Linked DNA regions of Homo sapiens: region 2 is linked to region 1. The links are chromatin loops, found by intact Hi-C in ENCODE. Cell type or tissue: mucosa of descending colon. All regions are shown on one strand. Each heading gives the region's core, and the rest is flanking DNA. Links, peaks and the distances in the headings are about the cores only.

What was found. Peaks named below come from ENCODE experiments on the same cell type or tissue, not always from the same donor. Only the 100,000 strongest peaks of a DNase experiment are listed, where the experiment ranks them.
Region 2: a loop joins it to region 1, with 5 times the contacts of the local background. A loop is called at or near these places in 1 of 110 quality-filtered maps.

What each region holds. Positions count from the first base shown.
Region 1 is chr15:68,712,486-68,717,860 of GRCh38, reverse strand. It overlaps CORO2B (coronin 2B), which reads right to left. Exons shown (of 12, transcript NM_006091.5): 6 at 3,820-3,936; 7 at 3,198-3,302; 8 at 2,550-2,646. Among named protein-coding and RNA genes, the nearest start is that of MIR4312, 87 kb to the left of the region's middle. In mucosa of descending colon, for the core only: no CTCF peak of the experiment used is centred there; no DNase peak of the experiment used is centred there.
Region 2 is chr15:68,773,007-68,778,357 of GRCh38, reverse strand. No RefSeq gene overlaps it. Among named protein-coding and RNA genes, the nearest start is that of MIR4312, 26 kb to the left of the region's middle. In mucosa of descending colon, for the core only: no CTCF peak of the experiment used is centred there; a DNase peak (open chromatin) is centred at 2,497.

The DNA of each region.
Region 1 (5,375 bases), core at 157-5,156:
CACATTCATTTCTTTCCCTGTATTGTGAATATGAGTTAAGGCTCTGCCTCTCCTCCTCTGGGCTGGAAGCCTGCTCTTCCACATAAAGGAATTCCAGGAGCTGGAGGTAAGGGGTGAAATGGTTTCCCAAATGGGATTAAGAGCCAGCAGATTCGGTCTGAGTTCTTCTTCTGCTACTTAGCAGATAAGACCTGCCTCAGGTGAGTTGCTTAACTTTTCTGAGTCTACAAGAAGTGCCTACATCACAGCAAATGCTCAATAGTGGTCACAGGTGAGGAGGATGAGGATGAGGATGAAGTGAGTCATTCTGAGCCCTTCCTGCTTCTTTCCTCTCCACCCCTCCATATCCGATACCTTAGCAAGTCCTGCTGACATTACTTTCTAAACATCTGGATTCACACTGTTCTCCCCGTCTTCCTTCTCCCCACCTATTATTCTCTCTTGCCTAAAAGTCTGCAACTTCTTCCTAACTGGTTTCCCTGTCTTCCTCCTGCCCCTCCCAAATCCATTCTCTCTACTGAAGCCAGAGAAATCTTTTTTTTTTTTTTTGACAGAGTCTGGCTCTGTTGCCCAGGTTGGAGTGCAGTGGTGTGATCTTAGCTCACCGCAACCTCTGCCTCCCGGGTTCAAGCGATTCTCCTGCCTTAGCCTCCCAAGTAGCTGGGATTACAGGGGTGTATCACCACACCCAGGTACTTTTTGTATTTTTGGTGACAGGGTTTAGAGACAGGGTTTCACCATATTGGCCAGACTGGTCTCGAACTCCTGACCTCAGGTGATCCACCTGCCTCGGCCTCCCAAACTGCTAGGATTACAGGCTTGAGCCACCACACCTGGCTGCCAGAGCAATCTTAACTAACATTTCGGATCCCATCATGTTGTCTCATGTCCCACTCAAGAAAAAGAACCCTCCCCATAATGATTTCCTTATCAAATGCAAACTCCTTTCCCAGGCTAATGCATCCCATGGATTTAGCCCCTGCCCCCCTCTCCGATGGTCTCCTAACATCCTCCCCCCATCTCCTGCTACATCACAGAGTCTACACCACGCTCAGCCACACTGACCTCCCTTCTGCTCCTAGAACATGCCAGGCTCATTCTGGCCACAGAGGCTTTGCACTAACCATTCCCCCTGCTGGGACTGCTCTTTCTCCTTCCCATCTTTCAGAGCTCAACTTAAAATACCATCATCACAGAGAGGCCTTCCCTGACCACCGGGGTGAAGTAGCCCCCAGTCACTTTCTGTTCTAGCACACCATTTGACTCTCTGCCTAGAACTCATTCCCATCCAATATTTTTCTTATTTGTTTATTGCCTGTCTCCTGCTCAGTGGAATGTGATCTCCATGAGAGTAAGGCCATGTTCTGTTTTATTTGCCACTGGACTTCGCGCAGGGTCTGGTACACAGCTGGAGGTCAATAACTGTTTGTTGAACAACTATGTGAAGGAGCAGGAGGAGTCAAGTGCTCTGCCAGGTGCCTTGCACATGTGGTCTCTAAGCCTTACATTAGCCATTCAAGGAAGGTTTGATTATCCACATTTTACAGATGAGGAAACTGAGACTTAGAGGGATTAAGTGCACAGCTGAGCCAGAATGTAAACCCAGGTCTGACTCCAAAGTCCAGGCTGATTTTTATACTATTTGATGCAGGAGTGACAGTGAAGGAGGTGGGGATGACAGAGTTGGGGAAGAGTAAAGTTGATGGAATGGTGATTAGGACTTCGGACATCTTTTGGTTTCCATTTTGCTGTTGGTCACTGGAGTGGGCTCTCAGGCCCTTTCAGCCCCGATGTTCCTGAAGCTGGCCCTCAGGCCCTGTCCATAATACCAGACCCACAGGGAAAGCAAGCTAGACTCAAGCTCCAAAGAGGATCACCCGCAGAGGTGGGAACGGGAGGTCCCTGAAAATAGGTGTTTCATTGGGTGATTTGGACCCGAAATATAGAATTGCTGAATCATATGCATTACCAGGTTAGTTGAAAGGAAGGAAAATTGGTTGTAAGACTTTTAGTGGTGGGAGAATGTGGGGTCTCACTCACTACACCCTGTCAATCCCAGAGCCCTCTCTGGGTTTCTGCCTGAGAGCCTAGGGAGCTTGGGGCTGCAGTCACGGGAACACCTGGAACTTCTTCCTGCCCTATCAGGCAGACAGAGCTGCTGCTGGGATCTGGGAGTCACGGCTTCCTAGAGGCTCAGGAAGGGACTTGTGCCTAGACCCCACTCTGACCTCTAGTTACGGGACCACTTCCCACCATCATCATAGCCACTGTGGGCTTCAGGCTCCCCATCTGCGATCAGGAGTGCAGACGCAGAGCACATGCTGGCAAGCTGCCGCTGATGGTGGATGTGAGCACAGTGGGGTGACAGCGCCGGTCCAGTGGGCAGTGACAGCTGCAGCAGGGCCAGCTCTTGCAGGTTCTGTTCCAACTTGCCCATGTGCTATGGCCTTCTGAGTCTGATTTTCCACTTAAGGGAGGGGGTGACCCATGGGCCAGATGTCCTCCCGTGCCATGAGCACACCAGCTGTGGCAGCCTCGGGGCCACTTACCTAGGCCTTTCTGCGGGGCTGGGGAGCGGAACTCCATGAGGTAACTCAGGTAGGGCTTCTCAGTGCTGATCTCGTAGTACCGGATGTTTCCATCACCCTGGGGTCAGGAGAGATGGAGTTGAGGAAGGTGGCAGGTAGGGAGGGCAGAGCAGGGCCTGGTCCCAGGAGCCAGCTGAAGACAGCTCTCCCCTGTGCCTCATGGGCAGTTAAAAAAACCAAGGAAACCTGGCTTCTAGGCTCCTAGTGGGTGCACCACAGGGGACTCACTGCGGGTGGAGAGGTGGAGGTGGATGGGCTGATGTGAGTGTGTGTGTGTAGACAGCCTTTCTGACAAACAAGGCTGTATTCACCAAGGATCTCCTGGCGGGTATCTCAAATTCCATCATTCATCACTGACTACACTGCAGGCTCTGATCTTTATTCCAATGTAAAAGCCCGCTCCAGCTCACCTTTGAAGGAATTCTTGGTAGCAGACACTTGAGTAAGAATGGGTGTCAGACTTGAGGGCAGGTGTGGATGGGAAAGGTGAGGCCCAGGAACTTGGAAGGTTAGGCTGGCTACTCTCCAGGGGGTGGGGCAGGTGCAGGGGTGCATTGAGGGTAGGGCTCTCCCACAGGCTGCCCCGGGCCCTCCCCCACCTCCTACTACCTTTCCAGCCAGGTAGAGCATGTGGGTGTCAGCATCATAGAAGGGGAACAGGAGGCCAGAGAGCCCATCAATTTCCTCTTCGATCAGGGGCATGGAGAGGTCCTCCTGAGGGAGAAGAGCTGGTCTCAGCCTCTCTGCAGGCAGGATGGCATACCCCTCCCCAAATCCCAGGAAGGCCTCTTAGGATGGCAACTACTTTATGTTAAGACCTCCCCTAGATGTTAAAAAGCCCGTCCTATGGGTGGTGGCAAGACTGACTTTCTTGTCACGAAAAGCAGCCAGGGGCAGTGGAAAGGGTCTTACAAACAGGAGGCAAGGGACTTGTTCTCATTGTCCCCAAACCTGCTACTTGCTATGTGTCCCCAGGTAAGTCTCTCAATCTCTCTGGAGCTCAGCCCCCACTCTGGAAAAAGAGGGTGAACATCTTGCAGGTGTGGCCGACATTGTTCCTTGAAGCCTCTGTACCCAAGCTCGGCCTCTGGGGGTCTCTGTCTGATTTCTCCACTGGGAATGCTATGAGAAGCTGGTGTGCGGGCCCAGGCTCCTGACTTTCTGAGGAAGTGACCTCCGAGGCAACGATGCTTCCTTTAGCCCAAACCCAGCAGGCCTCCCCGTGGCTGACCTGGTCCCAGAGGGCAATCTGTCTTGTGTTCCACCTGGAGACCCCTGTCGTGAGGAGCCGCTTCATGTTCCCCAGGAACACCACCCGGTTCACTCTGTGGTTTTTGCAGTTGGCCTCCTAGTAGGAACAGAGGGAGGTGGTGAGCCAGGGTCCCCAACATGTGGGTTCTGCAGTGGCATGAATGGTGGTCCCGAAAAGATACACCCATGTCCTCAGCCCTGGCCCCTGCAATTATTTCCTTATTTGGAAAAGGGTCCTTGCAGATGTGGTTAAGCTAAGGATTTGGAGATGAGATTACCCTGGATTATCCAGGTGGATCCTGGATGCCATCATGAGTGTCCTTGTGGGAGAGAGGTAAGATTACAGAGACACACAGGGGAGAAGGTGTGTGACCCTGGAGGCAGAGACTGGAGTGATGTGGCCACCAGCCACGGGAGCCGGCAACCCCCAGAAGAGGCAAGGAATGGGTTTTCTCCTAGAGCATCTGTAGGGAGTACAGTCCTGCTGACACCTTGATGTGGGACATCTGGCCTCTGGAATGGTGAGAGAATACATTTCTGTTGTTTTCAGCCACCTAGTTTGTGGGCATTTGTTACAGCAGCCATAGGACACTGTTCTAAGCACTGTGCAGCAATGGCTCCACAGATGCCTTCTCTGCCATTTCCCAGAGAATGTGGGGAACAGGGAGCGAGAGGGGAGCCAACGTCCACCAAGTCCAGTTGGGGGCTACACCACTTCAGGAGCTCTCACCAGGGGCATTGCTTTTCATCCCCATAACAATATCTATCGGAAGAAATCATTATCCCCATTTTGAGGGTGAGGAAACTGAGGCTCAGGAGGACAAGAGACTCATGCCCATCACTGCTTCACAGCTTGCCTCATCAGGGAGTGCCTCCTTAACTGAGCTGTCTTGGGCCTCCTTTCCTGCCCACTGGCTCGTGACACTTGATTTCCTCCTAACACACAACAGTCCTCGGCATCAGGTAAGTTGGCAGCAAGTCAGAAAAGAGGCCAATGGGGCAGTGCACATATTCAGGCTGGCGTCACACACTCTGAACTCTAGTTCTAGCTCCACCAAAAAAGTGTAGCCCAAGAGAAGACCTTCACCTTCCCTGGGCTCATGGCCCCATTTGGGAATTGGAGGTGGGGGTTCTCTGTTCATAAACATTCTTTCTGCTTGGCATGGGCTCTGGGTTTGAATCCTAGCTCCTCCTGGAACTGTGAGATTCGAGTCTCCCAACTTCGCTAAGGTTAAGTGTTCTCACGTATCACATGAGAGGAGTAACAGCACCCAGCTGAGAGGGTTGTCCTGAGGATTAAATGAGATGATGTGCAGAGCCCCGGGCACAGTGCAGGCCACACAGTGAGCTCTTAGCAGATGTCAGTTAACACTAATCATGCTAAGCAACTCTCATTATTCTTATTTGTAGTGGTACAGGTTGAGTAGCCCTTATCTGAAGTGCTTGGGCCCAGAAGTGTTTCAGATTTTGGATTGTTTCCGATGTCAGAATATTCACATTATACCTACTAGTTGAGCTTCCCACATCCCCAAATCC
Region 2 (5,351 bases), core at 1-5,000, 61 kb before region 1:
CTTACCCCTGTAGTGGATATTGTTATATTACTACTTATTTATACTTTTTGTGGAGTTCTTAGTACAAACTCTTAGAAGTAGTAGAGTCATTGGACCAAAAGCTAAAAACATTTATGAGGCTCATGTACAAGGTTCCATGTTTTCCAGAAGAGTTCAGCCAGTTTACTGTGGTTGTTTATACACGTACACATATACTCATTCTTATGTATTCATTCTATACAGCCTTGAACCCACAACAAGCCCTAGTTCCTTACAATGTCTTATAGTTGTTGTGTGATTCCAGCAGTGTAAAGTGTTTCCAGAAGAGCCCGTGACCCACCTCACCCTCTGGGTGGTACCCTGGCACCTACTGCCCTTTGAAGCAAGCTACCTGTGGTTCCAAGCATGGGATGGAGAAGTGACCTCCTCTGGCCCAAGTGCTGTGCTAAGCATCTGGGCTGTGAGAATGAACTAGGCAGGCATGTTCTTGTGCCTCTCAGAGTGAAAGAACATGGGAGTGGGGTGAAACTGAGAAATGCTGTGGTCTGGCCTCAGATTTTCTGGCCCTGACTTCCCACCATGGGGTCTTTAAGGATCAGGTGTATCAGATACAGCAATAAATACTATAGGCCAGGCACGGTGGGTCATGCCTATAATCCCAGCACTTTGGGAGGCCAAGGCGGATGCATTGCTTGAGTCCAGGAGATCGCTTGAGACCAGCATAGGCAACATAGTGAGATCCTGTCTCTACAAAAAATACAGAAATTAGCCAGGCGTGGTGGTGCACGCCTGTAGTCCCAGCTACTCAGGAGGCTGAGGCAGGAAAATCACTTGAGCAAGGGAAGTCGAGGCTGCAGTGGGTCATGATCACCCCACTGCACTCCAGCCTGGATGACAGGCTGAGGACTTGTCTCACAAAGAAAGAACTACAAAATGGAAGGAAAAATGGAAGGTGGTGAATGGGTTGATGTTAATGGGCCTCAGGGAGGAGAACCCTTTCTGTATTAATCATGCCAAGCATTCACGTCAGCCCTTGAGGAAGATCATATGTCCATTTAACAGATAAGGAAAACAGGTCAAGTAACTTGGAAGAAGTGGAATCAGCATGAAACCCAGGCCCATCTGGGGCTATTTTCATTCATGGAACTTAGTGGCACAGAAAGCTCAGACAAAGGAGAGGAGAGAGGGGCAGGGCTGGCTTTTCCTGAGCTCTTGCTATGGGCTAGGCCCTTTCCTTCAAATGCAGCGTCTCATTAATCTCACCGAATCATCACAGCCACCTTATGTAGATGCTATTACCCTTGCTACACAGGTGGCTTAGAGGGTAATGCCCAAGGCCATACAGCCAGGAAGAAGAGCACCATCAGGAATTAACCAGGTGTGCGATTCCAGAGCCAGCCCTCTTGCCCGTACCATAAGTGCCTCCCACATCCTGACTCCTGCTCCCCAGATCAGACCACTTGTGTGAGTGAGGCGTGTTGCAGTAGTTCCTCACCCTGACCATCATGGCTTCAGCGAGGGAAGTCTCACCACTCAGTGTGCTAGTCAATGCCACAGGACAGACCCTTGAGAGGGAAGAACTTTTTCTAAGTCACCCCATGCAACCCTCTTATTTGACCAAAGAGGAAATCAAAGCCCAGAGAAGGCAAGTGGCGTGCCCAAGGTGGCCGTGCAAGGGAGTGACAGCCAAGCCTAGAACCCAGGACTCCCATCCCTGGGCTTCTGCACCATCTCACCCACAGCTGTACTGTTTGGGTGGGGGGAGGCCAGCTGCAGCGACAAGATACACAGTGCAGTGTATCTTCCAGGAAGAAAACAGCCGAGCCTTGAGTGAACAGGATACAGTGAGTGTCATGGCCATGTATGTGTTCTATGTGGCTTTGGAATGCATCATAGGTTCTTGATATTCACAGTGGATTTGGCTCCTTGACATTGTCCTATCTGACATTGATCACCACTGAACGGCTGCACATTTCCTGGTGCAGACCAGTGCCTGGAGAGGACAGTAATGACAATGCTTCTTGATTATGAGCTACTCTGTGTCATGTGCTTTCCATCCATTGCCTCCTCTAATCTTCATAGATTTCACAGAGGAAACCGAGGCTCAGAAGTGAGACAACTAGCCCAGCTAGTAAGTGAAGGGCCTCAAAACTACATCCTTCTGACTCCAGAGACCTTGTTCTTAGCCACTGTGTTCAAAGTACCAGGCAAATGAGGGAAGGGGGGTTGAGCAATTCAGTTTGTCTCATTTGCTGACTTGCAAAGGCTGTTTTTATCCTGGTTTAGAAACTCATTGTTCATGGTTGGAAGGATTCCCACAGTGGGTCTCTAATAAGCAGCTTTGGACAACAGCAGCTCTAAGTCCCTGGTCCAGCCCTTGGATAGGCCCCTGGGACAGGCTGGCCCAAGGGTGAGCAGGCCAAGGAGGGGGCTGGAGATGGTTGCACAGATGAGGGTAGGTCAAAGGCTGGGTCATCTGACTGAGGCCCTCAAGCCTGGCCGTGGTCGCACTAGCAGAGGAGAGATTGCCAGAAGCTCCGGAGTCACTGAGGCATCTGGAGTCTGCTGGCTGACTGTGAACTGGAGAGCTGACGCAAGGAACGTCTGTGGGGCTGCCTGCCAACCATCCGTTTTTCTTGGCCTAGCAACACCTCCAAGGGACCACTGGAAGGACTCACATGGATATGGACCATTCTCCATTCCTGAAGTTCAGATGGGCTGGCCCCCATCCCTCTGGGTCTTAGGTAAGCAAGTTATTTTGTCCTGGCCAGTCAGCCTAGTCCAAATCCTAACCACAGTGACTGGTACAAGGAAGGACCTGAAACCCAAATTGGTCAAATGAGGCTTGCTCCCTGGAATCTAGAAAACAAGAATCTTCCCGTGGGAGGTGCTGGGCTAGAGGATGGAGGCCTGGAGTTGAGGAGGCATAGCCCTTGGATAGAGCCATGACAGAGAACCAGCGAACCTCCAGGTGATCCCCTCTCATCCTGGGAGTCCCGATGAGTGCAATGAAGTGAGGACTTCAACAGATACTTAGAACTTACTGTTTGCCAGGGACTACACATTATTTTTCTTGTGTTTCATCATAACCCTATTCTGTAATCATCATTATCCACATTTCAAAGATTGAACCCATCTAAATACTCAATATTGGCTGCTTAGTGCCAGACACAACAGTAAATGCTTTATAAAACTCAACCTAGTGTTTCCCAAATTTCCCTGATAATCTCTGGGGCCTGTCAGACTGCCAGGCCTCATCCCTGGGAATTCTAGTTCAGTAGCCCTGGACTAGGGCCCAGGAATTTGTGATTTTAACAATGCCCAGAGGATTCTCATCATGAGGGAAGTTTGGGAAATGCTGCATTAAACTCAATAGCCACAGCTAATATGGCCATACTCATTTAAAACTGAGAAAAGTGAGGCTCAAAGAGGTTAACTGACCTGCCCAACATCACACAGGTGGCAAGCAGAATTCAAATGTGGATCCACATATCTTTTACACCTCTTGTAGAAAGGGGATGATAATAGCTACCTGTGTATCTCACAGGCTGTGAGATGATGGAAAGATGGTGTGTTAGTCTGTTCTTACCTCACTCTAAAGAAATGCCTGGCCGGGTATGGGGGCTCACAGCTGTAATCGCAATACTTTGGGAGGCTGAGGCAGGCAGATCTCTTGAGCCCAGGAGTTAGAGACCAGCCTAGGCAACATGGTGAGACTCTGTCTCTACAAAGAATACAAAAATTAGCTAGGTGTGGTGATGTGCACCTGTAGTCCTGGCTACTCGGGAGGCTGAGGTGGGAGGATCATTTGAGCCTAGGAGGTCATGACTGCAGTGAGCTATGATTGCACCACTGCACTCCAGCCTGGGCGACAGAGCAAGCAAGACTCCATCTCAAAAAAAGAAAAGAAAAGAAGTACCTGAGGCTGGGTTATTTATAAAGAGTTTTAATTGGCTCATGGTTCTGCAGGCTGTACAGGAAGTGTGGTCCTGGTATCTGCTTGGCTTCTGGTGAGTCCTCAGGGAACTTTGACTCATGGTGGAGGCGAAACAGGAACAGGCCCGTCACATGGCAAGTAAAGGAGCAAGAGAGAGAAGGGGGAGGTGCTGTGCTCTTCTAAACAACCAGATCTCTGAGTGAACTCAGAGCAAGAACTCACTCATTACCATGGGGATGGCACTAAGCCACTCATGAGGGATCTGCCCCATCCAAACACCTCCCATCAGGCCCCACCGCTAACAATGGGGATCACATTTCAACATGAGATTTGGAGGGGACACATATCCAAACCATACCAGATGGGAAAGAGCAGTGGAAAGTGAAAATTTCTATTTTTTTTTTTAAGTATGGTAAAGAATCCCAGGCAACCCAAATATTTTCTGTAACAAGGAGAAAACAAAATTTTCGATGGCCCTTGGTAATTAAGACAAGCTTCTTGGAAGTTTTCCTCCCTTCCCTTTAAAAATTTAGATTAGCAAAATCCACTCTGTTGTTTTTGTTTGTTTGTTTATAAATGTAAGGGGTACAAGTGCAGTTTTGTTCCATGGATGTATTACATAGTGGTGAAGTCTGGGCCTTTAGTGTAACCATCACCTGAACAATATACATTGTATCCATTAAATAATTTCTTTGTTTCAACCACCACAGTCATGATACATTCCATGGACTATCTTGGTTATAAAAAGCAATGGATTTGCCCTCTGGGAGTATCCTAAATCTTGCTGATGGCCTTCTGCAGGTGTTACACATTTTGGTGAGGCACTCAGGAGTCAGGAGACCTGGATTCTCATCCTAGCTCTGAAACTAACTAGCTGGGTAGTCGCCAAGTCACCTCTGTGTCCTATAAAAACAGTGATGCGGACTAAATGACTTTGACAGTCTTAGTCGATAGTTTGTTGTATTATTTCCCTCATTGCCCTGGGGCCTATAGTTACATCTATTTTGAACACAAAATAAAGCATTCCCCTGCCAAAACTCTGCAGTGGCAGTAGGAAGGGTCAATGTGGGAGAAATAGTGGCCTCTCTAGTGAGGCAGGAGTGTTTTGATAGAGAATTTGCAAAAAGACTTTCTGAGGTCTCAAAGTGTAGACCGATAGCCTGGTCTATACACACCTACAATTGCCTGGGTAATCCAACTGGCTCAATAAGGAAGTACAGATAAAACCAATCTGTATTGAGTGCCCTTTATGTGCCCAGAGCTTGACACATGTGATCTCATTTAATTCTCACAGCAGAATTCTACTTGAAGTAGCTATTAATGATTTCCACTTTCCAGATGAAGAAACGGATGTTCAGAGACATTATGTTAAGTTGCTCAAGGTCACACAGCCAGGAAGGCACCAAATGGTATTAGAACCCGTAGCTTCCTGGTC